2 separate regions of the Mus musculus genome follow, and region 2 is linked to region 1. A link is a loop called in an ENCODE intact Hi-C map of the cell type or tissue named here. Cell type or tissue: left cerebral cortex. All regions are shown on one strand. Links, peaks and the distances in the headings refer to the core of each region. The heading gives the core; the rest is flanking DNA.

What was found. Peaks named below come from ENCODE experiments on the same cell type or tissue, not always from the same donor. Only the 100,000 strongest peaks of a DNase experiment are listed, where the experiment ranks them.
Region 2: it touches region 1 in a loop (3.0-fold over the local background); 6 of 42 quality-filtered maps call a loop at or near these places.

Annotation. Positions count from the first base shown.
Region 1 is chr9:15,742,905-15,758,520 of GRCm38, reverse strand. No RefSeq gene overlaps it. Among named protein-coding and RNA genes, the nearest start is that of Slc36a4, 41 kb to the right of the region's middle. In left cerebral cortex, for the core only: a CTCF peak has its summit at 7,519; no DNase peak of the experiment used is centred there.
Region 2 is chr9:15,867,459-15,883,074 of GRCm38, reverse strand. Mtnr1b (melatonin receptor 1B) reads left to right here and starts at 8,519. Exons shown (of 2, transcript NM_145712.2): 1 at 8,519-8,837. The coding sequence starts at 8,615. In left cerebral cortex, for the core only: no CTCF peak of the experiment used is centred there; DNase peaks (open chromatin) are centred at 5,361 and 9,941; H3K4me3 peaks cover 279 bases.

The DNA of each region.
Region 1 (15,616 bases), core at 3,032-11,031:
TATGTTGAATGGATGAACTAAGTAGCCACTTTTTACTCAGTGCCCCTCCCCTCCTCTCCTCTCCTGCTGAAGACACAGACAGGCATCATGTTGTGAGGGTCTTGAAAATTAAAATTATAATGTCTTACCAAGCTCATACACTTTGGGTTTCTGGGACAGTTAAAGAAATCTGCTTGCAGGCAGGAGATGGGGCAGAAGTACAGTGAGAAACCATGAGTAAGGCTCACTAGACACTCAGTCTTACTGAACTGGTGAGCTCTGGATATGTCAAGGGCCAGCCTCTGTGGTTCTTCTTTTCTGTTCTTGGTTCTTCTTGAGGCAGCAGAGGGGAAATTTGGTCCTATGAGCTATTTAGGGTTGCTCTATAATAATAAAACATTTACCTATCTTAAGTCTGTGTTACTATGCTTCTGTAGCTGACCTGCCTTCTGAGTTCCCCTGAGGTGAGAAACTGTTTAGTACCTCCTCATGAAACAGTAGGGGATTAAGTAAAGTAGCCTTTGTTTTATCTCTGTAGGAATTGCAAGAATCTAACTCCAGCATGCTAGTTAAAGTCATAGGAAGAAAAAGGGACACTTGAAAAGTGATGTTAGCCTGTATTTCTAAGTTCTTCAATTCTCCCAAAAATTTCTATAAAAGTTCTCCTCCCAGAAGTTCTCTCTAAAAAGTTATTGCTAGTCTCTTTTTCTAATCTTGCTCCTTCCTCCTGCTCTGATGTCACAATAATGTCCTTATTCTCATGCCATTACTCCCAATGCTATCCCTTTACTTGTAAGTTCTTCTTGAGTTCTGCCTAAAAAGTTCTCTCTTGAGCCCTGTCCAGTCCTGTCTATTATTTTTCCTCTTTGTCCTCAGTACTTACACATCTTTCAGAATACATGATCACATGGCAAAAAGTACACCATAAGTTTATGCATAAACTCAAATAATAAATCAAGTATTAAGTTTACAACAGAAAATGTTTTCATACATATCCATTAGGAATAATAATCTGGCTAAACATTCATCATCTGTCACCAGATTTACAGGTTCATAGAGAGTTAAAAACCATAACTTTTTGTGAGTAAGCACTAATAAAATTTGGTATAGATAAGCCCAGTCAATGTTTATCTTCTGCCCTTGCACCTATAGTAAATCATCATGACCTTTTTAATGACTTTTGGTTAAGGGCTTTACAACCTCCTGGTATGTGCTCTAAGTTGTAGATGCCTGCTTGCTATCTCAGAAGCAATCAACTCATTCCACTTGAAGACTGGAAGAGTTCTCATTGTAGTTTTGATTATTAGAGAGAACCTTATAGCAGTCCCACTATAAAAAAAAGCTTAATACTTACTAATATAATTTTAGAAATTCTTATAGGACCATCATTAAGAATCAAGAAGTCATCTATTTGTCTATATAGCATCACTACAAGACAGTACATCTTTGTTGTTCTGCAGAGATATGCTCAAATGGGTAGGTTAATATTTAGTGATTATACAAACCAAACAAACAGAAAACACCTATAGACATGCCCGTAGGCTAATCTGATAGGGACAGTTCCTCAGTTGAAGCTCTTTCTTGCCAGGTGACTCTAATTCACAAGCCTTGTCCCAGAACCAGAGACACTAGGCAAGGGAGAATTGTTAGCATTAATTTTTAACAATAGAGTATATCTGTGCCCACAGGGTTCACTGCCTGTACTAACATGACTTCATGTGCTGCCTTTATCAGCTTGACTTCATAATTCTCTGTTGCTATGCCCCAGAGGATAAAGTTGTAAATAATTCGATCATTTCTTTTAAAAATATCCAGAAACTTATTTTACATGAACCTTAAACTACTAAGCGAGTCTGAATCTTTTTAAACACACAGCTTCCAACATCTGTCCAACACATCCTTGGAACCATTGCCCTTGTCTTTGTTTTTAAATATGTTATGGATTTACTAAACATAAATAAGCTCTCTATAACAAAAACCCTGTTTCATACCAGACTCTACCACATCACAAATACTCTTTTCTTGTCCTTCCTGCTCTGACAGTAGAGTGTTGCTTTGAACAGAAGGCTGGTATCCTCAGGAAATTCATATGCTGAGATCTGTGCATCAAGCTAATGAGCTATGCAGATGGGAACTCTGGAAGGTGGCTGGGTCATGAGAGCAGAGTCCTTTGTGAGAAAGTTTGGTTAGACAAGGTGGGGGGAGGGAGGTGTTTCTTCTTCTGTTGTACAGAGGAGAGTCCTCACCAGTGGCTCAATCATCAGCTCCTTGCTCTTCCCCTCCCCAGTCTCTAGAGTTACCAAAGCCCATCCCTATCACTGAAACCCCCTAATCCATAGTATTTGTTATATCATCCCAACTTCACCAAGACAAGAGATATCCTGTATGAAGCCAAAACCTAGACTGACCTTTATTTTACTAACAGATTATTTGGGTGGTGACTTGAAGTATGTTAAAGTAGATTTTACTTCATGAAGTACAAGTTCACAGAAAAGTCAAGTGGAGAGTGTAGGGATTTTACACACACCTCCTGCCTTCACCCAACACACTCACAACCTCCCCTAGTAGCAGAGGCACCCACCAGAATGATGATACATGTGTTGTAACTGATGAGCCTGTGTTGGCTCATCACAATCACCCCACAGCTGTGGCATTAGGATTCCCTCTGGATGTCATACCTTCAATAGGTTTCAACAGACCTGCAATGGCCTATATCTATCATTATTGTTGTACAAGTCCTCCATGGCATGCCTAGCCTCCACTTCCCATCTCATTCCCTGGGAATTACTGGGATTTTTCTATTCCCATAGCTTCATTATTTCCAGAAAGGTCATGGCTGGACTCACCGAGGGTCTACCCTTTCAACGTAGCTTACTCTGTAAGATACGCTAATGTTGCTTCCTGTCTTGTTATCTTGTTCCTATCTTTCTAACTTCCTAAAGTTGCTCAATCCTTTTGTACTTAACAATATCCCTTCACCTACAGCAATGTATCCATCCTCCAATGTGATACATGTTGATTTGAGACTGTTCATCTCTATAACTGTACCTCCCCACATATGGGGGAAAGAAACAGAGGTAAGTTCTATTGTGAGGTACGCAAAGAAGGAAATAGGGAAGCCAGGAAGATGAAGAAGGAAAGAGAAGGAAGGGGAAACTGAGGTAGTCTTTATGTCATGTCTCATATCAATGATACCAGAAGCAAAGCCACTTCTGAGACCCAAGTTCCACTCAGAATGAAGGATCCCTTTCCCAGCAGATAGACCCTTCATTAAGACAGTGGCTGCCTTTTAATCCAGGCTCCATTGTCCCTCACGTGAGTTGTGCTTCAAGAGTGCTGATCCTTGCTCTAGGCATCCAAGAGTGGATACAGGTACATGATGGATGACAGAGAGTTTCCTCATTACCCTTGTGCCTACCTAGGTTTCCAAAAGGTGGGATGTTCTTGTCAGCCACTGTCAAGTAGAAAAGAGGCAAAGCTATGGAGGAATACTGGTCCTCAGATCCAGTACTTCTTAGCCTCCTTTTTGCTCCTGGCCCAAGCTTGGAATTGATACCTCTACCCTGTCCCCAGACCTTTGCCACAATCCCACACTCCCTGCTGCTCTCACCCAAGCATTAGGAAAGAATCCGTTAGGCTTCCTCCTGGCTGGGCCTCATTCTTTCTGTCAAATTTGATATTTGATAACTTGGAAAATGCTCTAATCTTGTTTTAATGTATTATTTATTCTTTAACTGTTCAGTCAACAAACATTTGAAATGCCTATGATAGTCTAGTGTTCCATGTACTGGAGCCAGGCATATAGACTCTTACCCTCCAAACAAATTCAAATGGTAGAAGGGGTTTAAAGGGAGGTAGTCACAGAGATTTGGGCAGAGGATTCATTTGGCTCACAATTTAAGATACTGCTTTGGTAAAATTACAGAAAAGTCAAAACTCTATCTGTTTGAACTCCATAAAGAATGCCATGAACGATCTTGTGAATAAGGGAGCAGGGCAAGAGATGCTCAGCTGGCTGTGTTCTGATGCCCTGAAGTACTTGCCAGCCCCACCTCACCCACTTCCTTAGAGCTGAACTACCAGTCCATCCTTTGGTCTTAGCTTCTGCTGTTGGTCCACACTGGAGTGAGGAAGGCCTTGATTTCAATGAGGTGTGATAACAGCATTGAAGTAATTGAGAGCAGGTAACAACAGCAAGGCTCCAGGGTGTCAAACAGCAGAAGTACTTGGTGAGCAATGCATTGTTTACAACTTAAAATGCATTGTCACTGCAACTTAGGCAATGGGTACCTGAATTCCAGAGGAAACCCATCTCAGCACCCAATCACTTCTCAGATACCTCCAAGTGCCACAGTTAGGCCATTTACATTAAGCTAGAATTTCCTGTCTCCCTAGATTTCCATGCCATTAATCTCTAATACAAATGAGAATGTTGTTAGTAAGGTGAAAAATAATTTATTGGAGTAATGTATGTATGTATGCTTTTTCTTCTGAACTAACAATGAGCAATCACTACACATAAGAAGACCTGTTTATTTTATGATTTTTGGTTACTAGTAATTAATAATTATATTTCTGCTCAGATAGCCATAACACAGTCTTATTTATAGTATTCTTATTCTGATGGTGAAAATGTATGTCTTCCTCATCTGCTTATGTGGTTTTTTTAAAGTAATCAAAGAAATGTGATTTATTTCTGATAATTTTAATGAGTATGCCTCTTGTTCTACCTTCTCTAACTGTCCTAAGGAAAGTTTTATATAGCTTCTATCACTATAGAAAGGATGACTTTGGAATGGGCAGTAAAAGAGCAATGGGTAACCTTTGCACAAAAGACAAAAGACTTCAGGAATTATTCAGTTCCACACAGCGGTGAACTTTCTTATACAATTTTACACTTCCATCAAGTATGAGTTATCCTCCAATAAACTAATAGTGTAAAAAATGGCTCTCTATGGACATTTAAATTAGAGGGGACCAGTAGTGAGAAAAAGTAACTATTACCTTATAGGTAAAATATATTCTAGATTCATTTCAACATTTTCTTACTGTATTATGATTCATGAACTTATTCAATAAAACCTTTAGCATGTGTTGATTTGTATCTGGAAGTCATAAATTCTATCGATTTTTGAAAATTAGCCTCTATGGTCACAAATTTCAGTTATAAGTATTATCAGATGTAGAATATAGAAGTGGCCTCCTGCTCTTTTGGTCAGCACAATAAAATGGACACAAAATACATAGGTCTTAGCAACAAAAAGTTTTCCTGAAATCCAGCCCTGGCCCAGTGCCATTTACACAAACTTGACAGGGACTCACACATTTGCTGTGCACATCTATTGCTAGTGTTATAACAGTGATAGAGATGTCCACATAGAGTAATAGAAGGGTTTTATTGTTTAAAATGTACCTGGGCTATGGTGGAACATCTTTTGGGTATATGTCCAGGAGTGGTATTGGTTGGTTTTGAGGTAGAACTATTCCAAATTTTCTGATAAATTGTCAAATTGATTTCCAAAATGGTTGTACAAGTTTGCACTCCCACCAGCAATGGAGAAGTGTTCTCCCTGCTCCATAACTTCACCAGCATGAGGTGTCACCTGAGTTTTTTATCTTAGCCATTCTGATTGATATAAGATGGAATCTCAGAGTCACTATGATTTACATTTCCCTGATGACTAAGGACATTGAACATTTCTGTAAGTGTTTCTTCTCAGCTATTAGAGATCCCTCTGTTGAGAATTTTCTGTTTAGTGCTGTACATCTTTAATTGGGTTATTTGATTTGTTGGTGTCTAGTTTCTTGAGGTCTTTATATATTTTGGATATTAGCCCTCTATCAGATGTAGGGTTGGTGAAGATCTTTTGTCAGTTTGTAGGCTGCCGTTTTGTCCTATTAATGGTATCCGTTGAATTACAGAAGCTTTTCAGTTTCATGAGGTCCCATTTATCAACTGTTGATCTTAGTGCCTGAGCTACTAGTATTCTGTTGAGGAAGTTGTCTCTTGTACCAATGTACAAGGCAGTTCCCTTTTTCTTCTGTTAGATTTAGGGAATCTGGTTTCATGTTAAGGTCTGATCCACTTGTACTTGAGTTTTGTGCAGGGTGATAGATATGAATCTATTTGCATTCTTCTACTTGCAGACATCCAGTTAGACCAACACCATTTGTTGAAGATGCTTTTTATTTCCATTGTACAGTTTTGGCTTCTTTGTCAAAAATCAAATGTCCATAGGTGTGTGGGTTTATTTCAGGGTCTTTGATTCTATTCCATTGACCAACCTGTCTGCTTTTCTACCAATACCATATGTTTTTTCTATTATTGCTGTGCAATGCAGCTTCAAATAAGGGATAGTGATGGATCCAGAAATTCTTTTATTGTACAAGATTGTTTTAGGTATCCTGGGGTCTTTTGTTTGTTTGTTTGCTTGTTTGTTTTTCCATATGAAGTTAAGAATTCTTCTTTCAAGGAATTGAGGAAATGAGTTGGACTTTTGATGGGAATTATGTTGAATCTGTATATTTCTTCTGGAAGATGGTCATTTTTACCATGGTAATCTACCAATCCATGAGCAGGAACACTTGCTCAACTATGTTCATAGCAGCTTTATTTGTAGTAGCCAGAAATTGGAAATAACCTAGATGTCTCTCAATCAAAAAATGGACAATGAAACTGTGATACATTTACACAATGGAATATTACTCAGCTATTAAAAACAAAGACATCATGAAATTTGCAGGGAAGACAGATTGACCAAGCAAGCTCAATCAGTCAACAGGATCTTGAGGGAGGGAGTGAGGATTAAAGGAAAAAAGAGACAATTAGATAATATTATAACATGACCCCAGCAATTGCTGAGAAGTGTTTATTTTTTCCAGTCTGTTTTTATACCATTCTAGGTACATGCAAAGAATAGGGTCAGTTCTAGGTCAAAGACAAAGTAGTCAAGGAAGAAACAAGGATAAACAAAGTAGTTAAGGAACAAACAAAGCATAACCAAAGGTCTCGTGATTACTGTATTCAGGGACTAAACAAGATGATCAAGGCACAAAGAACACATTACTCAGCTATATTTATCTTGAGCCTTGTCCTAGTCCAATGTAAATATTCTTGCCAATATCCTTGAAGCAGCACCAAGAGCTCTCCACAATGGATAGAACTAGAAAATATCATCCTGAGTGAGGTAACTCAGACCCAGAAAGGCTCTCATGGATATACTTACTTATAAGTGGATATTAACCACAAAATAGAGTAAAACCATGCTACAATCAACAGACCCAAAGAAGCTAGATAACAGGGAGGGCTCGAATCTCACTCAGAAGGGGAAATAGACATCAGAAGTGGATGGGAGAGTGAACTACATGGAAGAGGGGTGGAAAATTAGCTATGTTTGGGGATGTTAGAAGAGAGAGTGGAAATGGGGGCATCTCTGGGATGAGCTTGAGACCTGGAACTGGAGAGGCTCCCAAGAGCCTATGTGGGTGACCTGAGCTGAGATTCCTACCAGTGGTGGATATGGAAACTGAAGTAGCCACCTGCTATAGCCAGGTGAGACATCTAGTGGAGGAAGATGGACATCAACCCATCCATAAAACCTTCTACTCAAAATTTGTCCTTCCTATAGGATATTCAGGGATAAAGATGGAGCAGAGATTGAGGGAACAGCCAAACAATGACTGGCCCATCTTGAGACCCAGCCTATGGTACAGAGCCAACCTCTGAATATATTAATGATACTCTGCTATGCTTGCAGACAGGAGCCTGTCTTCTGAGATCCTTCATCTAGCAGATTATGGAAACAGATGCAAAGACCCACAGCCAAACATTAGTCAGAGCTCTGGAAGACTTGTGGAAGAGTAGGGGGAAATGATTGAGAGAGCTAGAAGGATCAAGGACACCACAAGATGACTAACCTATGCCCATAGGAGCTCATAGAGACTAAACCGCCAACCAAAGAGCATGCATGGGCTGGACCTAGGCCCCCTATACATATGCAGCAGATGCAGCTTGGTCTTCATAAGGTTCCATAACAGCTGAAGCAAGGACTGTCTCTGACTCTGTTGCCTGACTTTGGATCACCTTCCCCTAATAGGGCCGCCTTGTCTGGTCTCAGTGGGAGAGGATGCCTTTAGTCCTGCTGGGACTTGATGCACCAGGATGATTGGTACTCATTGGGGGGCCTCATCTTCTCTGAGGAGAATGGGAGGGGTTTGGGGAGAGGAATATTTGAGGATGGGACTAGGAGGAGAGGAGGGAGGGGAACTTCTTTCAGGCTATAAAATGAAAAGAAGAAAGAAAGGGGAGGAAGAAGGGAGAAGAAGAAAGAAAAAAAGAAGGAAGAAAAGATATGCAAAAATAAACTTGGAATGACAAGTACTTCTTAAAGTATCACAAATAAACTTAGTTATGAACTACTTCATGATTTTACAGTAAAGGATTACAGCCAACAGCAGCATTCTCTGCAGCAATCTGTCAAACACCACTTGCCTATCTGTGGCTCAGTGGAAACAAGCAGTGGTATTGTTGAATAAATGGGCAAATGCATAAGCCAATGGCCATCCTCAGACCTCAGGCAGCAAGTCCCAGGAGCTAGCAACTGTAGAACGACAGAGCTGTTTGGAAGCCTGAGGACTGTTGCAGATGTCTACTGACAAGTTCTAAGGAAATTGTGCAAGCCAAGAAACAGTAAAATTAACTGTGGCTTTTTTTTTTAAACAACTTATATTTTTTACTATGAAAACAAAATTTAAAATATGGTATCTCTGGTGAAGAAATGTATTTTTTTTTTATGTTTTAAAAAAGGGAATCTTGCTCAAAAGTCTGAACTATTTTTCTCAAAGTGCCCTATTCTGCTTCTGATCATCTTGTCATAATTCAAATATTAATTCTATTGACACAAATCCCCATAGATCCCAGAGGACTTTCCAAGACTTAAATTCAGTCAGGTCTCTTGTGCTGTCTTCGTCCGTTGTATTCATTCCTCTGAGTGATTACTGAGTCCTCTGATGAGAGAGTTTGCTTTCTGTTGTTTATGACAAGGCTTGCTACATAACCCAGGCTGATCTAAGTTAATGTGTTTAATTCCAACAACTGCTTTTTCTCTATTGAGCTAATTGTGGTTTGGGGCTTCCTTCTATTGATAAGGTGCATTACATTGGCATATGGAGGCTTAAAGGATCTTGGAATTCTGGGACAAATCCCCCTTAGGTATTATGGTGGTTTGAATAAGAATGGCCCCATAAATTCATGTATTCAGACACTTATGGAATGGCACTATTTGAAAGGAGGTACAGCCTTTTTGGAGAAAGTGTGTCACTGGCAGTGGACTTTGAGGTTTCAAAAGCCTAAGCCAGGCCCAGGGGCTCTCCCTGCTGCCTGCAGATCTGCATATAGAATTCCCAGCTCCTTCTCCAGCACTATGTCTCCTGGATGCTGGCATCCTTCCTGCTCTGCTGATAATGGACTAAACCTCTAAAACTGTAAGCAAGTCCTAATTCAATGCTATCCTTTATAAGAGCTGCGGTGATCCTGGTGTTTCTTCACAACAACAGAAATTAAGTAAGACAGTTATTTTGAATATTCTTTCGATGTGTTCTGGGGCTCTTCTTTCAGGTATCTTTGCCTCTCTACTAAAAGGGAATATTGATTCCCAAACTTCTTTGTGGTATCTTTATCAGGTTTCTGGATCAGGAATTTAGTGTCTGGCAACACTGCATGAATTAGGTTCTAAGTTTTGGAAGACTTTGGAAAGAGTTAGCTTCAGCTTTTTAAAAGTAGGTCAGTTTTCAGAATTGGAGGTTGAGGTGAACTGGCACGCACTGATCTTCTGAAGATAGGTTTGCGATTAATTTCCCTGCTCACTCCTAACTTCCGTAGCCGGAGGCAGGGAGCTTTGTGCTTCCCAGGTTCCTCTGAGATCTGTCTGCTCCCACAGCAGTGTTACGATCATTGTCTGCACTGAGCTTCACTGCTGCTATGTTTCCTGTATTTGCACACTTTCAATTACATCATATTTCAGGAGTCCTTTGTTGGTTGATAGCTCTCCTGAAAGTCTTCCTGCTTTAATGCATTCATTTCCTTTGGTATCTCTATTGTGCTGTCAAAGGGGTCTCACAAGAAAATAGTTAAATGTGGGCCTTGCCATCAAGAAATGGAAGCCAATTTGTTATCCTTGACTAATCCCTGGCAGACTTGACCTTGGGGTGTGTGTGTGTGTGTGTGTGTGTGTGTGTGAAGCAGAACTGAATTAACTCAAATATATCAGTACCTTGGAAACTAGACTGTGCTGCCTTGCACGTAACCTTAAGGAGATCTCCATGTTTACAGAATGAGAATATCACTTGATTTGCTTTAGAGCTCCAAACATGCAACACAAAAATCAATGAATCAGTTATTTTTTATTTTCATTCTAAGCATATATACATACTGTAGAGGAATGTAATCTATATGTGAGGGTATATGTGTGTTGTCTGTTGTTGTGACTGTTGTTCTAGTTTGGTTTCTATTGCTGTGATTAAAATTATGACCAAAAGCAACTTGGGAAAGAAGGAATTTATTTGGCTTACAGGTTCCAATCACAGCACGACACTGAGGGAAGCCAAGAAACAAAAATGCAACTTCCAGTTCCAGCGAGAGATCACGGAGGAGTGCTGCCTACTGGGTTACTCCTCCTAGCTTGCTCAGTGTGCTTTTCTATAGATGGCACCACTTACCGTGAGCTGGGCCATTTTATATCAATCATCAGTCTAGAAAACACCTCCAAGACAGGCCTACAGGCCTGATGGAGGTAATTCTTCAGATGAGGTTTCCTCTTCCCAGATGACTCCAGTCTATGTCAACATGTCAAAAAGAGAAACCAACACACACACACACACACACACACACGAGTGTATGAGTATGTGTATGTATATGATACACATATCTATGGTGCATACATATACATATATACATATCTGCAATTTTAGCCATATAAAATTAACATTGAAATATCACATTATATGTCTCACTTAATTTCCTTTAAATTCTTAAATAGCAGTAAAATATTATCAAAACCTAAGTTTTCTAAATAATTCCTACATCCAGAGAGAATGGTATTGTTTGATACTTCCTAATTAAAATAATCAAGATATTAGGTAAATGTTATCAAGGAGTTGAATTTGAGTTTGGGATTTCCTTACTAGTGAAAATAACTGATAATTTTCAAAATTAAGGTAACCAGTTTCTCTTGCACTGGGCCAAATCCTTTAAACCTTTTGAAGATGTTTAACACATTCCATTTCTTAGTCATAAATTTCCATAGTTATTACACTCATAGGAAATTCGTCTTACATCTGGCCTGCTCCAGTTTGAACTTGTCTCCCTCTTTTATCTCCTGACATTTTAAAGGAGACTAGAACATACTGGAAGCATCACGTAATCACCTCCAAGAAGTCCTTACCACGTTGTGTGACTTTTGAAAAATGCCAAGGGCTATTATCGTTAAAGTTGAATAATGCCATAGAATGGTAATTAATTCGATCTTTAACTGTTCGGTGTCATCCCCCTGCACAGAGAGGCAATGGATATATTAAGTAATATATTGGCTAAAGGCATGAGGTTTAGTGTGGGCCAGGTCAAGGGGTCTTTCCTAACCCCTTGGGCATTCTGTGAACCTTATTAACTCTCATTTCCCTTTCTCGAAAACAGTTACACTAATAGTGCCTCCTTTGTGTGGCTGTAAGGTTTAACAGGTGTGACAGTGGCTAGAAAGAGCGCTGCACTGACATGGAGAATTTCCTTCGCTTGGCCTGGTCTGTCAGAGCATCGTGTACCCTAGACTGCTTGTAAAGACAATCTAATCTCATCTCCCCACATGGTCAAAGTTGAAAAGAAGCGTGGGGGTTTTATTTATTTGCTTAAATATTTTTCTAAGCATATAAAAGGACGGGCAATTTTTTAATGCTTTCACAAACTTTAATTATGTTTTTAATTGAAAATAAATATTTTTCACACAGTATATTCTGATCCTGGTTTCATTCCCCCCAGCTCCTCCCAGATCCTCCCCGCCCATTATTCTTTGTTTTGTTTTGTTTTGTTTTTTCTCTCTTTCACAGCAGTGTCCTCAAAGCTAGCTGACCAGGCAACAATGGAACCCCTGTGGTGACTCAGCTACTGTGACCAAGTGTTTGTCAGGACTAAAGGGGCTAATTTTGTAGGCTGTTTCATTCAAGCCATCAGACCACTATTAATTGACTCTTAGAAAGAAGAGGTGGCAGGATAAATTACACACAAGCTACAAAACCCAGAGATTAGACAGTGTTATTCTTGGGGTAGTGAGAGACTGCATGTGAGGGGACACTGGGGTGCACTTGAGGACCTCAGCCTCCTTACTTTTTGCACTGCCCCATGCTCACACAGAGAGTGTGTTACTCTGCCATGCTCAGCACACACTCTACACACAGAACCTGGAACTCTCCAGAAACAAGGCAGCATAATCAATGCAAACTATACCAACCACACAATGGCCTATTGGCCATTATGTAAGCCATGAGCAGATAGTTTAGCCGAAGTAGTAGTTGCTGGTGAAAACTAAGTGCAAAAGAACATGTCTTAATCTGACTTGGATGGGGTCCCACTTTTGTTATGAAGGAGGTCCGGTTGTATATTATCTGTTACTCTGGCAAGGCAAAATTCCAGAGATAAACTATTTATCAAGATAGAGAGGTTCATAGTTCATGATGAAAATCTGGTGAGAGCCCCAGACAACCTCATGGAAACACATGTTAGGAAGAACATATTTAAATCATACTCAAACCAGACCCAACAGCTTCTGAATTACCTATATCCTCCAAAAGGGTTCACTTCAATATTGTATTAAACAAGACTTTTTACTTAGAATACAAAGCTTGCAGCAGGTAACCACTTCCATCCATGCCATGATCAAGCATGCTACTAAGACTCTGGAAATAAAGTGAAGACTCAAAACATCAGGTTTAATTACTGATTTTATCTTTTAAATGAATAATGGTAGAGCCTTGGGTCCTGCAGTGTTTAGGCTCTGCATCTGTTCCTCAATTCATCAAATGTTTATTGACAGCGTCTGATGCCTAGAAGAGAAATTTGCATGCATCTCAGCATCTACACTCCTTGAATGGTGCTTGCATAACTCTGAGATTTGGGGGTTGAAATGGAAAAAGTAGATGCAAATCTCAGAGCCGAAACACAGTGGAATATTACCCTGTGTTCCCTGAAGTCAAGGTTTCTTTATTGCTTGTTGAATTCTAAAACCTGAATAGAAGAAAGGAGGCAATGTGAGGAGAGGGAAAGGCATGGGGCTATGAAAGGGGGCAGTGGACAAAGGACCTAAACGAACACAGTATGATGCCAAGGATGTATAGGAAAGTACCACCATGGAGCCTATTGCTTTGTATGACAACTTGCACTAATCAGTTTGTATTGTTAATCTGACCCAACCTTGAGTCACCTGGGAGGGGGGAACGTCAAATGAAGAATTGCCTTGATCAGACTGGCTATTGGCCATGTCTAAAAGGAGTTGTCTTGAGTGATGTGGAAGGGACCAGCCCACCATGGACACTAGACTGGCGGGGCATGGGTGGCAGAAATAATCCATGGTAGATGGGAATGGGCTGGTATAAACTAACAGGAGGTGGCTCAGAGCAATCCAGTAAGCAGCTGTTATGATCTTAGTGAATATGTCCTCTACAGGCTTTTTTTGAATGCTAGGTCCCTAGTTAATGGAAAGGATTTGGAAGAATTAAGAGACGTGACATTTACGGAATAGGTGTGTCACTGGGGAATGAGCTTTGAGATCTAAAAAGCTCACACCATTCCTTAGCTCTCTTCTCTTACCTCTCCTGTCTTACTTCCCCCTTTCTCCTCCCCCACCTCTCCCTTCTTCTTTCTCTCCCCTCCCCACCCCTGCCTCTGACTTGTGGGTTAGAAGCAAGCTCTCAGCTGCTGATCCAGCATCATGTCTGCCTACCTACTCCATGCTCCCCACCATGATGGTAATGACCAACTCTCTGAAACCATAAGCAAGCCCCCAATTAAATGTTTCCTTTTCAAAAGTTGCCTTGGCTGTGATGTCTCTTCACAGCAAAAGCAAAGTAATTAAAATAACAGCCTTCCTCCATGGTTTCTGCTTCTGCTCCTGATGGAGTTCTTGCCCTGACTTCCTTCTATGGTAGATTGTGCCTTGAATACAAGCCAAATAAAACCTTTCTCCTCCAAGTTGTTTTTGATCAGGGTGTTTTATCACAACAACAGAAAAGAAAACTAGTAGAAATTTAACTGTTTTAAACACTGGGTAATCCAGCTTCCTTTCCACCTTATTGCAAGAGAAAGTTTCCACCATTGCCTCTTCAGAGTCCCATGTCAGTGCTCAGCTGCTAAGGCAATCAGCATTGCACAGCTTTGGGGAAGTCTCCTATCTCCACAACATGGGAGGATGATGTGTGGGCAGGGATGCTCTAAGTGTGGCCCTGTATGTGCTCTGGCTCTCCATGCTCATGACCGAGATGAAGATGAACCCATATGGACAGCTCAGAGTGAGACAGTTCTTGCTAACTTCATCACTTCTGCTGAGGAGGATGAAAAGTCCAAAGAACGATTTGCCAAAACAGCTCCTGGTCAGCAGTGCCAATGAGTTTCCTCAGGGATCTATAGAAAATCCCGAAACAGGATTCCTGAAATTCAAACTTCCTTAGGAGTATAGTGCTTTAGTCTTAAATTTCATACTTTAAAATCATACTTAATAGCAAAAATTGAGGTTTTCTTAATATAAAATAATACTCTCACTAGTGTCTCAATGACACTCAACAGATGTCTTCAATGCTACTTCCTCTGGACTGGTGTTGAACCTGTGAGTAGTTCCAGGCATTACCATGAAGGTAGAAATAGCATCTCTCTATTCTAGCCCATGCTTATTTTTTTTTTCCTCCAGTGGTGAGTGTGGTGGTGGCACTGATGAAAGACCTGGATGCTGCTTCACACGGAGAAAGGAATAGGGTTCAATGTGTTGTAACACAAATCAGGATAAGACTTTTATTAAGTTTAGTTATAGATGGCGGGACAACTGGATATGGCTTCTCATGATGGACAGATCCCCCTATATAGTACAGTGGAGAGAGAGGGACGAGTTGCTATTTCTTCTCTTATGAGGCAAACACACATTCTATGAACAAGGGATTTTTGTTTATTGGTTTGGTTTTCAAGACAGGGTCTTCTTCTGTAGTCCACCCTGGCCTGGAGTTTCAGATCTTCTGACTCAGCCTCCTTAGGATGCTCCACCTGCCCCACAGGGCTTTGTTGCTATTTTTTTTGTTGGTTTGTTTGCAGCTTTTCTCTTGGTGAAGTTTCTCACATACTTCTAGATGTCCTTGTCTCAATGTCACAGGCTCAGAATTCCTAAGAGTCAATATATAAAATCTTTGTTTCCTTTGGAAAGGGGTTGTGATAGTGCTTTCTGAAACCATTGTCCCATTTTATAAATCCAGTGATATGACCTAGTTATCTCAAGGCTTTTCCAAAGGGCACATCAAATTCTACAGATTTATGGAACACAATATGAGGTGTTAAAACACGTATACAATTCATGGTTTTCAAATCACAGAGCTGACACACCCATCATCTCAA
Region 2 (15,616 bases), core at 5,130-13,129, 120 kb before region 1:
CTGTGTAAGAGTCATGGGGCTCAAACAATCATCTACTATCAAATATCTTCAGGAAGCAATAATGTGTTTTCTCGTGAGCTGGACGACGTTATTAGCTGAAGAGTCTTTCCTGTTCAAATTTGGAAGAATGGTGGGCATTGACCTCCACGGACTGGCTGGAGGGACCCAGAGCTCTGGAAGAAAATCAATTACCACAAGGCATGCCGTGTTCACTCTCATATGAAAGCCAGTACAAGGTCTACTAAGTCCGGTCTGAAGTAATGCAGCCTCGAATCCTAGATCTCGCACTTACAGAAGGAACCTATGGTGGGTGATGGAAGGAGCCCTCTTTAAACCTGTTTCCCTAACTGTAAGAGGAGAAAAGGCAGCCAACTGTGCACAGATGATGACCAGAGTCTCAATATTATGCAAGTGGATCATCATTTTGTCTTATATCTACCTGTTTTATCTTCATTACTTTCTAAGACATTTAGTATTTTCATCTTTATTTAAAATATAAACTAGGAGCCAAAGATGTGAAGTGTCTTGCCCAAGGTCTCTTAGCTGGTGATCATCAAGCTGGCCTGCTTGCAAAGTTGGGGTTTTTTTCCATTTCTTTTCTTTTGAGTTGTTTGTTTGTTTGTTTAAGTGCATTTATTAAAGCTGTCACCAAGAGTTCATGAGGCTTGCCACTTTCTGACACTGGTCTGTGCATTAAGCATCCATTGTACGCTTGGTCACTACAGTTGGCCACCACAGTGAACTGTAATGTCACTGTAATGCTCTTCCACAGAAGATATGCCATTCTTTTGAGACTGGAGAGCCACTGTGTGGTAGATATGGGCATAATCCAGATGCCTGGATTTCAACATCTGCTTTCTCCCTGCCACACAAAGGTGCCCCATCAAACCAAAGGAATGTTTAGAGCCCCTCGGTAGATCGTAACACACTAGCGTTATGCTTCCCAGTGCTTCTGACTCAGTTTCATGCTGCTCTTACAGATACCAATAGAAAGGATGGGTGACTGGTAGGGAAAATAACTTCTAATAATATGGTAATATGATACTGAGGTTGACACAATCAGTTGTTTCAAAATAGCTAATGTATCCTAAATATTTCCAACTTAGGCAAATAATAAATGTGTTACTCAGCTTCTTGTTAGCGTGAGAAATATTTGACAGGATTAGGATTAAAGGTTTCTTTGAGGTTCTAGTTTTTGATTGCACAGATTTCGTTGCTCTTTTAGGTCTCAGATAAGGATGCTGAATGTCAGGGAACATCGTCAAGGAGTAAAAGAAAGATGGGAATAGAGCTTTAACTCAGTAGGAGAATCCTTGTCTAGCTTGAATGATGTCCTGAGAGGGGAGAGAGAAAGGGAAGGAGGGAGGAGAAGAGAGGGGGAGAGAGTGAGAAAGAAGAGGGAGGGGAAAGAGATGGACACACACACACACACACACACACACACACACACAGAGAGAGAGAGAGAGAGAGAGAGAGAGAGAGAGAGAGAGAGAGAGATCAATTTGGTATAGTCTCATATGACCTGAGACTTCCCAGTTGGCTCTACACTTGTAAGTGTCACCATCTCCAACCAGTGCCACCATAAAGACCACCAACATTCCAGATCCAAAGTCTCTTTGGCTGGTGGCTTAGACTCTGAGAGCTACCAGGGGTCCAGGTTAGCTGACATGGTTGGTCTTCCTGTGGCGTTGCCATCCCCTTCCGTTCCTCCAGTCCTTCCCCTAATTCTTCCATAGGGGTCTTCAACCTCAGCCCAATGCTTGACTGTGAGCATCTGTCTCAGTCAGCTGCTGGTAGAGCCTTTCAGGTGACTGCCATGCAAGGCTCCTGTCTGCAAGCACAACATAGCATCAGTTACAGTGTCAGGGATTGGTGCCTGCTCATGGGATGGATTCCAAGTTGGATGGACCTGTCACTCACTGGTCCACCATTCCTTCAGTCTCTGCTCCATTTTTGTCCCTGCATGTCTTTTAGACAGGAACAATTCTAGGTCAGAAATTATGACTGTGGGTTGGTATCCCCATCCCTCCCCTGGGGGCCATATCTATCTACTGCAGGTAGTCTCTGAGGGTTTCATCTCCCCACTGTTGGGCATTTCAGCTAAGGTCACCCTTATTGAGTCCTGGGATCCTCCCTCATCCCAGGTCTTAGACTTTCCAGAGGTCCCCCTGTTCCCTCACACCTACTAGCTGCATGCTTTTATTCATTCTCCTGGTCTTTGGCATTCCCTCCTGCCCCCCCCCCCCATAACTGATCCTGCCCTCTTTTCCTTCCCCCTCCCCTCTTCCACCTAGGTCCCTCCCTCCATCTGCCTCTCATGATTTTGTTCCTTTTCTAAGTGGGATTGAAGCATCCTCACTTGGGCTTTCTTCTTGTTTAACTTTTTAGGGTCTGTGGGATGCATCATGGGTATTCTGTACTTTTTAGCTAATATCCACTTATCAGTGAGTACATACCATATTTTTAAAACACAGTGCTGGATCAGACAAAGGGCATGGTTGAAAGGGAAGAAAACTGTTGCCTTAGACTACCGAGTCCCTATTCCCTCATTTATCACACACACACACACACACACACACACACACACCTGAATTTCCAAGTTCAGTTGTATTTTTTCATTGCTACCACTAGGGGGCACAGGTGCCCACAGTAATGTGCAAGTCTTTTTTTTTTTTTTAAAGCAAGCTCGTTCTTGAAAAATGGGAAATGCTTAGCTGAATTAAATAAGGCCTTTGGGCCATTGGGTGGTGCAGCAGAAGGGTGGAACAGTGTGGACAGGAGAATATGGGAATCACAGAGGAGGCGGATTGAAGGGTGGAGAGAGGTTTTACTGTTACAGCAGATGTGAGATTAGCACAGCATGTGTAGGTCACATGACCTCCCTAGGGGATGCCAGTGGGCAGGCTGGGTCAAGATGCACTGGGCTCAGGTTGAAGCCATATATTTTTTAGATTTATCTCATGTTTCTACATTTATTGCTTCATGATTTACTTCATTGGATGGAAGGACTTTATTTAAAAGATGGGGGTTTTCATCTATTTGATAATTCTTCCATTTAATCAGAATACAACATTTGTATACAATTGGATGAAGTTACCACATCTATGTAAATATCATCTACCATTCAAATTTTGGACAGCCCTGCCCCTAGTCAAAGAACTGTAGACAACAAATGACTGCTGGGAGTAGAGTTGACCTCTCAAAGATAAGCTACCTTATCATTGTCCACTGCAAAGTGGTCATCCCTGAAAGGATATACATACAAACAAGAAAATGAGCTCACTCATCACACTGTATTTATATATCTTTGTATACATGAAGATACATAGATAATAGATTAGATAGATAGATAGATAGATAGATAGATAGATAGATAGATAGGTAGGTAGATAGATAGATAGATAGATAGATAGATAGATAGATAGATAGATAGATAGATAGATAGATAATAGATTAGATAGATGGATGGATAGATACATACATACATAGATAAATGATTGATAGACAGATAGAAACAAAGATAAATGATAGATAGAAACAAAGATAAATGATAGATAGATTAGATAGCTAGATGATAATTAGAATGATAGATGATAGATTATAGATTAAATAGATAGATATATTAGATAGATAATAGATAGATGATATGTAGATTAGATAGATAGATAGATAGATAGATAGATAGATAGATAGATAGATAGAAAATAATAGTAATGAAAAGAGGCTACCAACTGGCTGGAGAATGGGGTTGCATAGAAGGGGTTGGAAGAAGGAAGTTAGGAGAGTGGTGTCTATTTTCAATTACAAATGTACTGAAAGAAAAAAGAGAGTCTCTCTTCAGAGAGAGACAAAGCTTATTTGCCAGAGTGCTTGCCTAGCATGCACAGAGCCCTGGATTTGATTTCCAGAACTTCAGAAGCCAGACGTTGTGGTGTGTACCTATAATCCTGGAAGTTGAAGGCAGGAGGGTCAGGACTTCATGGTCATTCTTGGCTCTATAGCAAGCACAGGGCTCCATGCGCCCTGTGAACTTGGGCTGCCATCTTCAGGAAGAGAGTGTGTGACAGGAGACAAGAGTGAGCCACAGAGAGAGGCACAGGACAAAGTGCTGAGCCATCTCTATTGGTGTTTCTTACCCCACACTTTGTTGAGGCTTGGATACCTCAACAAATAAGCTTAAATGCTTACCCTATATTATTTATATAAATGTATGTGCTATAATGTTATAAAATGTATATGTAAATTATTTTATACAATTAATTTACAAATTCTATATACATATTAAATTGCCTGATCTTTGACTTATTAAAATTAAAAGTAGTTTAGCGTTTGCTAGAGGAACATTACTTACAGTAAACACTAACCCAACATAACAAGAACAGTGCCTCCTATCAGTTAGTGAGAGAGTTGCATCTGACCATTGGAACACAGTCTGTCCCTCTAGTTTCTTTGGATCACATTTCTAGATGTTCAAAAGCATGGTTTCATCATCAGTTTAGCTCTAGTGCATGGAATTACAGTGGAAAGCACATACATAAAAGAGGTAGATCACATCAAAACTAGGACTTTAGTCTCATGAGACCAACCTTTGTCCCTTCTAGCCATCACCTCTTTGGAGTTCGCCACCTATGACCATCTCTGCTCTAGGAACCGAGCTTCTAGAAGCAGAGCTTCTAACAGCAAACACCTCAGAGAAGAAGTTGACAAGAATCTTGACCTTAGAACAGGCTGCAGATATCTAGTGACTCTCTCAGCAGATTCCCTGTGCTAGGGATGACTCTAAAGCTCTTAGCCTCGCTCTGAAGGACTACCTGGTTCAATTCTCTGTCCACTTCTCTAGCCCATGGTCTGAGATCACTTCTTATAGAATGTCTTCCTTGAACATGAAACCCACTCTCTTTGTCTGAACACCACCTCCATTGCTTGAATGCCAGCACTCCAACCTCCCATCAGGACTGCTTCTCTGGATCTCCTTTAGTTAGTCTCTTTGATGTTTGGATAAGTTCTATTGGGTTGAGGGTGAATAGATACAAAATCCCTTTTTTTTTTTTTAGAAAGAGCTTTATCTTAGAGTCACAGTAAAATTAAACCAGAACATGAATAGTTTCCACAGAGCCCCTGTTCCCATACACACATAACTTTCCTGTCACCATATTGGCCCATTCTTGTCATGCAGACTGCACAGTTTCCATTAGCCTTTGCCTTTGATACATGCACTATGGGTTTTAACAGAGTCCACGGTCATGGAATAGAAGCAGATTACTATCAAACCTTTCATGATCATGTAGAAGAGACTCAGCCCTCCCCTAGTTCCTGGTAATTGTGAATTTTGGTTCACAGTTTTGGAATATTTAGGAGGTGTTGCTTTGGATGAGATATGTCGCTGTGGATTGGGCCCCCATGCCAGGCTCAGTCTTCTCTGCCCCATATGAGCTCTCAGCTACTCCAGTATCATGCCTTCCTGTGCTTGTGCTCCCCGCCATGATGATTCCGAAACTGTAAGCAAGTCCCCAATTAAATGTTTCCTTCTATAAGGCAACTGTAAGGCTTGCTAGTTTTATGCTGACTTGAAATAGGCAAGGATCATCTGAAGGGAGGAATCCTCAGTCAAGAAAATGCCTCCAAAAGATCTAGCTTTTCTTAATTAGTAATTACTGGAGGAGGACCCAGCCCATTGTGGGTGGTGCCAGACCTGGACTGGTGGTCTTGGCTTCTATAGAAAGTAGGTTGAGCAAGCCAGTAAGAAATACTCCTCCACAGCCTCTGTATCAGCTCTTGTCTTCAGGTTCCTGCCCTGTTTGAGTTCCTGCCCAGACTTCCTTCAGTGATGAACTACAATGTCAAAGCGAAATAAACCCTTTCCTATCCAACTTGCTTTTGTAATGATGTTTCATCACAGCAGTAGTAACCCTAACTAAAACAGTCATAATGCTTCATCACAGCAATAGAATAGTAACTTGAGACACCATCTATGTGAAGGCATAGGAAATTGTGGTGGTTTGTTTTTATCTTCAAGACAAACCCTTACCCTGTAGCCCAAGATATCCTCAAACTTTCTGCAAATATGTGGTACTTATAAACCCACTCAGTTTCACACACAACTACATAAAAGCAGTGAGCAAAGCTTTGTAAAATGGTATGAAAAAAAAACTATTGAAGCACACAAATGTATTTAGCTTTGACATTTAAATTGACTTTACAGTTACCTTACGTTGCCTTCAAGACCCAAGAAAACCAGCTGTGTGGATGCTGCACTGACTTCAAGTACCCTAATTCCAAAGGTCTGGAGATACTACGTTGCATGCAGGCAAGGTCAAAAATTATATTCCAGGAGAGCTCAGAGCTGAGCCTTTCAGCCTGGGGCATAGCTCGGTGAAGTAGCCATGTTTACAAGCACAAGGCTCTGAGTTTAAAACCCAATACTCTGAGACAGAAAATGAGGGGACTTCTCATCTCAAAGCACTGGCTTTTAAAAATAAAACAACTCCCATGATTTTACTTCCTTCTCCAGCTAGAATGGTTCTTGCCAATTCTCCCTCTGTCCTGAGCAGCTCTGGTTTGTTGATTGACACCCATCAAGTGGTTAGTTTAGTTTAAAGTCATACACAGGCACACTCATGTTCCTAACATGCCTGCTGTGCCTCTTAAGGAGAGAGTTTTCACTCTCTGAAATGTCATTTTGTATCCTTTCCTGTATTTGAACCCTCACCCCATCCCCAAGCCTGGTATATGGGGTAGCCTTAAACTCCCCCAAAATACAGAATCTGAGAGGAGCCCAAACTTTCCCTCCAATTGAGAAACCCTTTTGAATTTGCACCTGCCTTCAGCATTCTCTGTGCTCAGGGGAAACAACACTTCTCTCCACAACGTCATCCCTCCCAGGATGGAGATGTGCTCACCTCACCAGGTGTGCAGTGTTCCTTTGTCCCTGTCCTCATAGCCCCTCCTCCTACTGCCTTTCTTCTGTTGATTTCTAGGAAGAACAAGACTTATATAAAGTCAAATGCTCAAAAATAACATTGCAGAGCCCAGGCTGTAGCTTGGCAGTGGAATGCTCATCTATCATACAATATTCAGAGCCTCAGAACTGCCAGATTAATTACTTAACTAAATCTCTATCATAACGCTAGTTCTGAGTTCTATCAGATAACGAAGATCTATCGCAGATTAATGTTAGATCTCATGGAGTGAGCAAATTACTAAATACTTTTTGTATGCATAGTATTTGGATTATACTGCCTTCTTTTATTTCACTTAATACACATATGCACATGAAGGTGTGTGTGTGTGTGTGTGTGTGTGTGTGTGTGTGTGTGTGTGTGTGTGTGTGTGAACGTGCATGTGTGTGTGTTAGGTACATATGGGTTCCACCCCTGGCATTGTGTGATACTTTGACATTAATCCATGCAGTTGTGTTTACATGCAGTTTTTATCCCAGTGTGTGAAGCTGACTTACCCACCCTTCTGTTAGTGGAGTGTTTTGGGCTTGGGGTGATACACACAAAACTGCTGTGGCAAATGTGGGATAAATGGTGTGGAAAGGATAGCCTTTGATTTTCATGTTGATGCAGTTTCATTATGAATTTCTGCTTAATCTCAACTGTGTGTCCTTTGATGGTGAACATAGGATTAACTATATAAGGCAGGCACAGGCACCTATCTTAAAACCCCACTCCATTTGCCTTGGGGCAATATGAGATCCCCTTTTCAGTCTCTTGATAAACTCAGGTTTCCTGGTCAGCTGGTGTTAGTGGTTCTAGTGGGGCCAACATAAGCAGCACAAGCGAGATCAGGGAACATTATATGTACCCAGTGGTCAAATTTCTTTCTATCCTGTGCTCATGCTTCTCTGATCTTCTTGCCCCTTCCCCAAGCCCACATTATGATAACCTCCACCATGGACCATGAACCCATATAAGCACCATTCTTAAACCAATATCCACACATGTATTTTTTAAAAGTGTTTGTTTTCCAGCACTAACCTCACGGTCATTCACAATACACAACATGTAGCTGCTGGATACCTTCCCTGTCACCTACCAGAGTTCAGCACTGTTGGCTTCATAGATTTGGGGTTGATCCTCACTCCTCAGGAGTCACCTGCTCTTTAGAGCAGCAGCGCCTAGCAGGGGTGGGGGGGTCTCAAACCCCATCCTTCTGATGATCAGACAACTCTAACCAGTACCTGCTCCAGTCCGCAAAGAAGGGTGCTCCCAAATGAACACAGCTTCTCCACGTAGTAAAAGATCTACCTATCCCTGGTTTTTAGGGGCACAGACCTTATCAACTAGGCCACCTAAAGTGGGTCAGACACTGGTAGGCATTCTAAGATGGGCCAGCACTGGCTGATCTCCGGCAATCGCGCAGAGACGCAGAGACGCTGTAGCGCTGTTCTTGAGCGTGCCACTGAGGGACGCGTTCTTCTCTACAGCACCTGAGTCCCAGTCCCTGTCTGGACCTTTTATTTCTCTCCGCCCCTCTGCCCACGTTCAATTAATTGTCTCCTCTAGGTCCCTCCCCGCAGCCTCTTCTTAACACTCACTGGGCGGGGAGGGGACAGCGGGAGCGCCCCAAGCAGTGCGCACCTTGTGCATCTATCCCAGGCAGCGTCGAGATGCCTGAGAACAGCTCAATCCCTAACTGCTGTGAGGCCAGCGGGCTGGCAGCGCGCCCTAGTTGGTCTGGGTCAGCCGGAGCCAGGCCCCCTGTGACTGCCCGGGCCCCCTGGGTGGCTCCCATGCTATCTACAGTAGTCGTCGTCACCACAGCCGTGGACTTCGTGGGGAACCTGCTTGTCATCCTCTCAGTGCTCAGGAACCGCAAGCTGCGGAACGCAGGTGAGTGTAAGCTTCCTTGACACTGAGATCCCACCATACCTTGCCACTGGTTCGAACTCCGAACCTTAGATCCTTAACACCTCCTCACACACCTGTCACCCACATGTCCCTGTTCTGTCCTCAGTGGCAGGTGTCACATTCATTCATCCAATCCCAGACTTTGGTTCTTTGAAGAAGTTAGAGGAAGTTCTGGTTTCCTCCTGCGAAGTTAGTCTGGAAGCTGCCCAGGACACACTTGACACATTAATGCCAATATGAATGAGCCAGGCTTCTCTTGAGCACTCATTTGTGGCAGGCTGCGAGAGCTGTAGAGATACACACTGCAGCTACCTATGGCGTTTCAACTGTTTCTGCTAGACGGAGCGCCTTCGGCCATAGACGCTCCTGACCTGTTACAGACTGCCTCTCTCTACCTGCCAAGCTGACTTCATACACTAGGTAATTTAAAGACCCTTGCTGGCAGAACGACCGTACACTGTATGGACGTGAGCAATGGATGGATGCCAGGATTCTGCTAAGCTTTATGTCAAAAATTCATCTAGTCACTAGAAGATCCAATTCCAAGTGAGAGTGTAGTTTAGACATTGCAGGCGCGACTTCTATCAACACCAGCTTTTCTGAATGAAGACAGGGAAATTGTGGGACGCACTGTGAGAATCTAAGCAATGATTTGGCTAAATTATGTGTCAATTCTTAAAATGCTTTTTCTTTCCAATCTATTCTCATTTCAATTTTTCCCTGAAGGGTAACAAGGCCAGAGGCAGGGGTGTATAAGGTCACCTCCTGATGGGGTGCTGCAGTGTGTGACCAGGTGAGCCTGAGAGGGCCCTCAGTGACACACTGATTCTTATCAATTCTTATTAATTCTTATCAATTCTTATTAATTTTGTCATTCTTACCTTGCATGTCAGGACCAACTAAAATGGAAATGGTGTGAAAATTAACAACGGGAAAGCTTTAAACTGCCTTTCTAAGATGCCAGGCTCTTGGCAAAAGCCATTCTTACTAAATTATATAAATGTCTTGAGGAAAGAGGGTGCCGAGAATTTTCATCTATAAAAGAATCCAGGAGTCAAGTTTGAGTTTTTAGTCATCCTGTGGGAAAGTTAGCATTACTAAGGAGCACACAGGCACCAGTCACTCTTTCCTGGAGTACCTTTTCAAGACATCATTGTAGTTTTGGAAAATAAACCTGTAGTAGCAAAGAGTTAGCTTCTGTTAGAAAACTATGCTTAACATACACACACACACACACACACACACACACACTGCCCTAACACTGCAGCCTCAAACATCCATTTCCTGAACAGGGAGGCAGGTGTTCAGCTGCCCAGGCTTTGTCCCTGTGGACCAGGGTGCCTAGCCCTCCAGGTCCTCATACTTTGCTGGGTGTCCAGAGAAGCCTCTTCCACCCTTAGGTTGTCTGCCATGAGAGCGATGGTTGAGGAAGTGTTCACTGCTGCTTCTTGCCTGAGGAAGGTCAGAATCCTGCCCCTTTTCCATCCCACACAAGACTGTCCAACTCTGTGCTCCCCACCGTCGCCAGGAAACCTTATGGACCTGAGAGTGCATCCAGGCCTGGGGAGAATGGGAAATTGCTGGTGCTTGATCCTATCCCTCCTACCCCTGCTGCCCGTGCACTAGTGCTCAGCTCCAGAGAAATGAATTAACATGCTATCCAGGAGCATTTCTTCCTGCCCTGCAGGCAACTTGCACAGTCATGCAATTTAATCAGTGCTTGCACTTGCTTGCTTTCTTGCTTGCTTCTTTCCTCCTCTTCCTCCTCTTCCTCCTCCTCCTCCTCCTCTTCCTCCTCCTCCTCCTCCTCTTCCTCCTCCTCCTCCTCCCCCTCCCCCTCCTCCTCCTCCTCCTCCTCCTTGTCCTCCTCCTCCTCCTCATTTTGTGTTAGGAATGGAACAAAGAATCACATCCATGCTAGGCATGTCATTCCCTGTGTCTTATGCCCAACCCTTGTTTTTATGACTGTTGGCTTTATTGGTGACAGTCATTTTTTTTTAAATGTAGTGTTGTCTTAAACTAAATGACCATGGTAAAGTGATATTTCAAAATGTTTCGGAAACCTGCATCCACTTGACACGTCAGCACCTATTCACTCTTTGTTAGTCATTTTTAACCTGAAGATGTTACCTTTTCCTCAAGAACAACGTCCCTCAGACTTTTTGTTCTCCTCTGCTCCCGGTCTGTCAATACTGTATTAGTTATGCTTCCACTGCTGTGAAAAAATTCATGGAAAAAAAAGCAGCATAAGGAAGGAACGGTTTGCTTTGTCTCAGGATTTGAAGGTGCAGTCCTTCGTTCTTGGGGGGGGGGGGGCAGGGCAGCAGGAGCCTGAGCCAGGTGGCCACACTGTCTCCACAGTCAGGAACCAGGGAGAGGTGAACACTGGTTCTCAGCTCAGATGCCTTTTTGTATTTGGTCTGGGAATCACTCCATAGATTGTTGCTGCCCACATTTAAAGTGTGTCTTCCCACATCAGTTAACTCAATCTAAAACCTCTATGTCCCACAGACATGCCCAGAGGTTTGTCTCCTGGGTCATTCTAGATCTTGTCAGGTTGACAGTCAACATTAACCATCATAAAATTCTGACTACGCATATAAAGAACATTTATTTCCAGCAGCCAAGACGCGTAGCCCACCTGAGGTTCCAGCATGCTTCGCAAGAGACATGAGGACTCCTTACTGACTATCACAAGACCAGCTCCATTGTGGGAGTTGTTGGAGTGGAGCAGGGGACTTGGGGACAAGGGGGTAGATTCCGGGAACTGATCACTGAGAGAACAGTCAGGTATGTGTCATCCTTTCTATACCAGAGCCTTGCTCACAGTGCCTTGTCACCTCACATTATACTTCCTGAGGGCAATAAAAGCCTACATCTGGATTCATCACAAAGGCCTGCGGGCTCTAGATCCTAGATGGCTGGAATCCCTCAGCAGCCTCAGCTGCACCACAGCTCTAAAACTTGTTCAGTGCCTCCTTGACACTCTGTCTTGAACCACCATAAACTGTCTCAAAGGCTGGGGTAGACGGCTCTCTGAGTAAGGTACTTGATATGCAGACGTGAGAGGAACACAGTTCAGATTGTTAGCATCCACATAAGTGTTGGGTGGGCATGGTGGCCTACCTGTAGTACCAGCACTCTGGGAGCAGAGACAGGATCCTTGAAGCAAGCTGGTTAACCAAACCAGCTGAATCAATGAACTCCAAGTTCAGCAAGTTGCCTTACCTCACTCAATATGGAAAGTGGAAGGCAATCAAAGACACTAATGTCAAGCTTTGCTCTACACACACACACACACACACACACACACACACACACAGTCTATAAACATGGGGTCCTTGCTACCACCACCACCATATAGTCCCCAACACAAAAGCCTAGGGAATGGCACTGCCCTCTGTGCATCCCACCATTATCTCCTGTTTCTTACCCCTTGCTTTGTCAGCTATGCACCCTGAGTTTCTGGTTACCAGTCAGGAGCCATGATCTGACCATGGGTAGTCGTGCTAGGCTGTGGTGAACAGGTGATTTAGAAGGTGTTGCTAGTGAGTGGACACTGCCATGTCTGAAGTGTTTTGTCGTTTGTAAAGCAGAAGGGCCTCAGGGGCTGATAATTTCCTAGGTTCACATTCAATGTCTGTCCTTCCACCCCACAGCTTCTCTCAGGGCCCTGTGGTACTCAAGGCTCTCTCTGTCCCTTATCCAGATCCAGGGCCTTCCTAGGAGGTGCAGGTGGCTACCCTTCCCCACTGTATGGTACTGTGCAAAGAAGGTTGTCATGACATGCCCCTTCCTTATAAGGAAGCATACATAGCACATGATGCCAGAATAAGGTGGGTGGCCCTGTACAAAGGCACTTTAAAGGCATGGAAGGAAATGATTAGTAAGCTTGTGGCCCCTTTCCCCCAGGAGGAGAGAGAAAGAGGAAACCCACTCCAATCAGGACTTAACCTGCCACCAGTCACTCACCAAGATGCCACTTGATGTCAGCTGTGCCTGTTGCTAAGCTAGCAGACAGGGTGTTAAGTGTTTAACGTCAGCTGAAGAACAAGTCTGACTGCCCTGGCCTCTCTCCCTCGTGTATGTGAGATCTCAGTCGCCACAGTTCAGAGGTGAAGGCCTTATTATCTTTTCATTGCGCAAAAATCAATGCTTTTTTAAAAGTCTATAATTGTGTCTTTAGCTGTGTAAGGGGGAGAACTCTTAGTCCTTGCTTGTTCTCTCTGCAGAGTTCTCAGCTTCCTGGGGACATAGAGACTCTTCAGTCTAACTGCCTTCCTTTCCAAAGCATTGACTTCCATACTTAGACAAGATGTCGTGCAGGACGTGGTCTGCCATGACTGTGGTATCTGCAACTCACAGTGTAAAATGTGTATAGCAAAGCAGGTAAGAGTTAGGGAACAAACACTAGGGGAGTTTTATACTTTCTCTATTGTCTGTAGTCATCAGGACGATTGCAGGCAAGATCAGGCTGCAATGTCTTACTTATGTAAGGGCACCCTGTAAAGTTCCCAGGAGGATTAAATCGCCTAATTCGCACGTGTTAGAACACACCCCCATCAGGACTTGGCACATGGCTCTTACCTCATGTCTTACCTCATGGGGAAATCCTATTTTGACTCATGAGCCAAATGCTCAGTTCTTTCAGTACAACTGATAATAAGAGAAGAACAACACTCATAAATAATAGCTGGCATGATTGTGATCATTAAATTGTCAACTAGGCAGAATCAAGGAGACAAACCTCTGGGCAGACCTGTGAGGGAGTTTCTTGATTAAGTTAATTGAGGTTGGAAGATGCATCTGTGGGTGGCTCCAATTCATGGGCTGTACATAAGAAGAGAGTGATCTGAACCCACCATTCAACTCCTTTAGCCTCCCGACTGAGAATGGAATGTGGTCCGCTGCTTCAAGCCCCTTCTACCAAATCTTCCCTACCATAGTGGACTATACTTCGGGAGAGTAAGCTTTCATAGACCTCTATCTATTTTTATCACAGAAACAGAAAGGCAACTAAGGCCACGACTAAGTATTTCTCCTGTGTCAGACAGAAATGGTCATTTGAGAAAGAAAAGGGAGAGGGTGAATGCTTAGGGGGAGGGGAGAAAGGAGAGGGTCCAATGTACATGATGCACTTCAATGAAGATCTACATAGGAAGCCACTATGTAGATACAAAAATATACACTAATAAAAACAGGAAGAGAGAAAATAGCTAATATAACTGTAAAATTCTAAAATCCCTCATCCAATGGGTATCCCTGTGCAAATATTACTCCATCTCTCATTCCTTGAAGTCAAAGCTGATTGAAAGAACAGGTAACAGACCACCATTTTATTCTCCTGCAAAGAGCATAATTTACCTTGCTGATATCTTGGCTGAACTCCTCACTGCCAAGTTCTGCTGGGTCCTATTTTTGCCCTTCACTTATGATGAACATTGATACTCTACACCCTTGTCAACTTCCATTTCTCCCCTAGCTTTCTTGTCTTCCGGTTCTTTCTCCAGCCTTCTGTTGTGGACTCATATAACCTGGTACCTGTTCCATTATCTAGGAGATAGAAAATTATCTGGTTAAACACCATTGCATATGCCAGCAAGATTTTGCTGAAAGGACCTTGATATAGTTGTCTCTTGTGAGGCTATGCCGGTGCCTGGCAAACACAGAAGTGGATGCTCACAGTCAGCTATTGGATGGATCACAGGGCCCCCAATGGAGGAGCTAGAGAAAGTACCCAAGGAGCTAAAGGGGTCTGCAGCCCTATAGGTGGAACAACATTATGAACTAACCAGTACCTCCAGAGCTTGTGTCTCTAGCTGCATATATAGTAGAAGATGGCCTAGTCGGCCATCATTGGGAAGAGAGGCCCCTTGGACTTGCAAACTATATATGCCTCAGTACAGGGGAACACCAGAGCCAAGAAGTGGGAGTGGGTGGGTAGGGGAGTGGGGGAGGGTATGGGGGACTTTTGGGATAGCATTTGAAATGTAAATGAAGAAAATACCTTATAAAAATGGTAAAAAAAAAAATAGAAAATTATCTGGTTAAACTTAGAGGATTCTTACAAGAAGCACTGAGTGCACACCACGGAGTCTGGCAGCACATTCGTTATTGTCCTGCTCTTACTGTTGCATTTGTTAAAGTAATAAGACAACACTTATCCTGGTTCACAGACAACCTCTTCCCATCATTATGGGATAATGTTCGCTGACACCCTACCAGCAGTTCTTTCAAACAGATGCTTCAAACACTCTTAAATATGTCTTCTTTCTTTAAGGTTTCAAAATATCATCTTTGGTATTTTCCAGTACACTATTAATTTTATTTAACCAAGGAAAAACAGTTTTATCTCAGCCTTCCTAGGAGTCATTCTGACACCCTGAGGGTTTTTCATAAATAATAGGACTTGGAAAGAAAACAATTTCTGCCCTTCAGGAATTTGAGAATCTAATTGGGAGATTACCTTACATTCATTCATTGCTTCGGTACTTGTAAAGAAACCAAATTACTAACGAAGTATTTGTTCAATCTTTTCAAAACTGCTTATACCTAAAATGTTATTAGAATGCTTCACGTGGTTCATGTTGACATCACTTAGGCTAATAACCAATCATGGTAAGATCCTGTTTGAGGTGCCCTGCTGTTCTTGGATGGAAGCAATCTTGTTGGCGTGTTTTGGGGAATTGTTCTGCCTGACCAGCACCATCCCTTTTTATTGTCTGATTTAGGAACTTCTACTCTTACAACCTCCTTGCTCT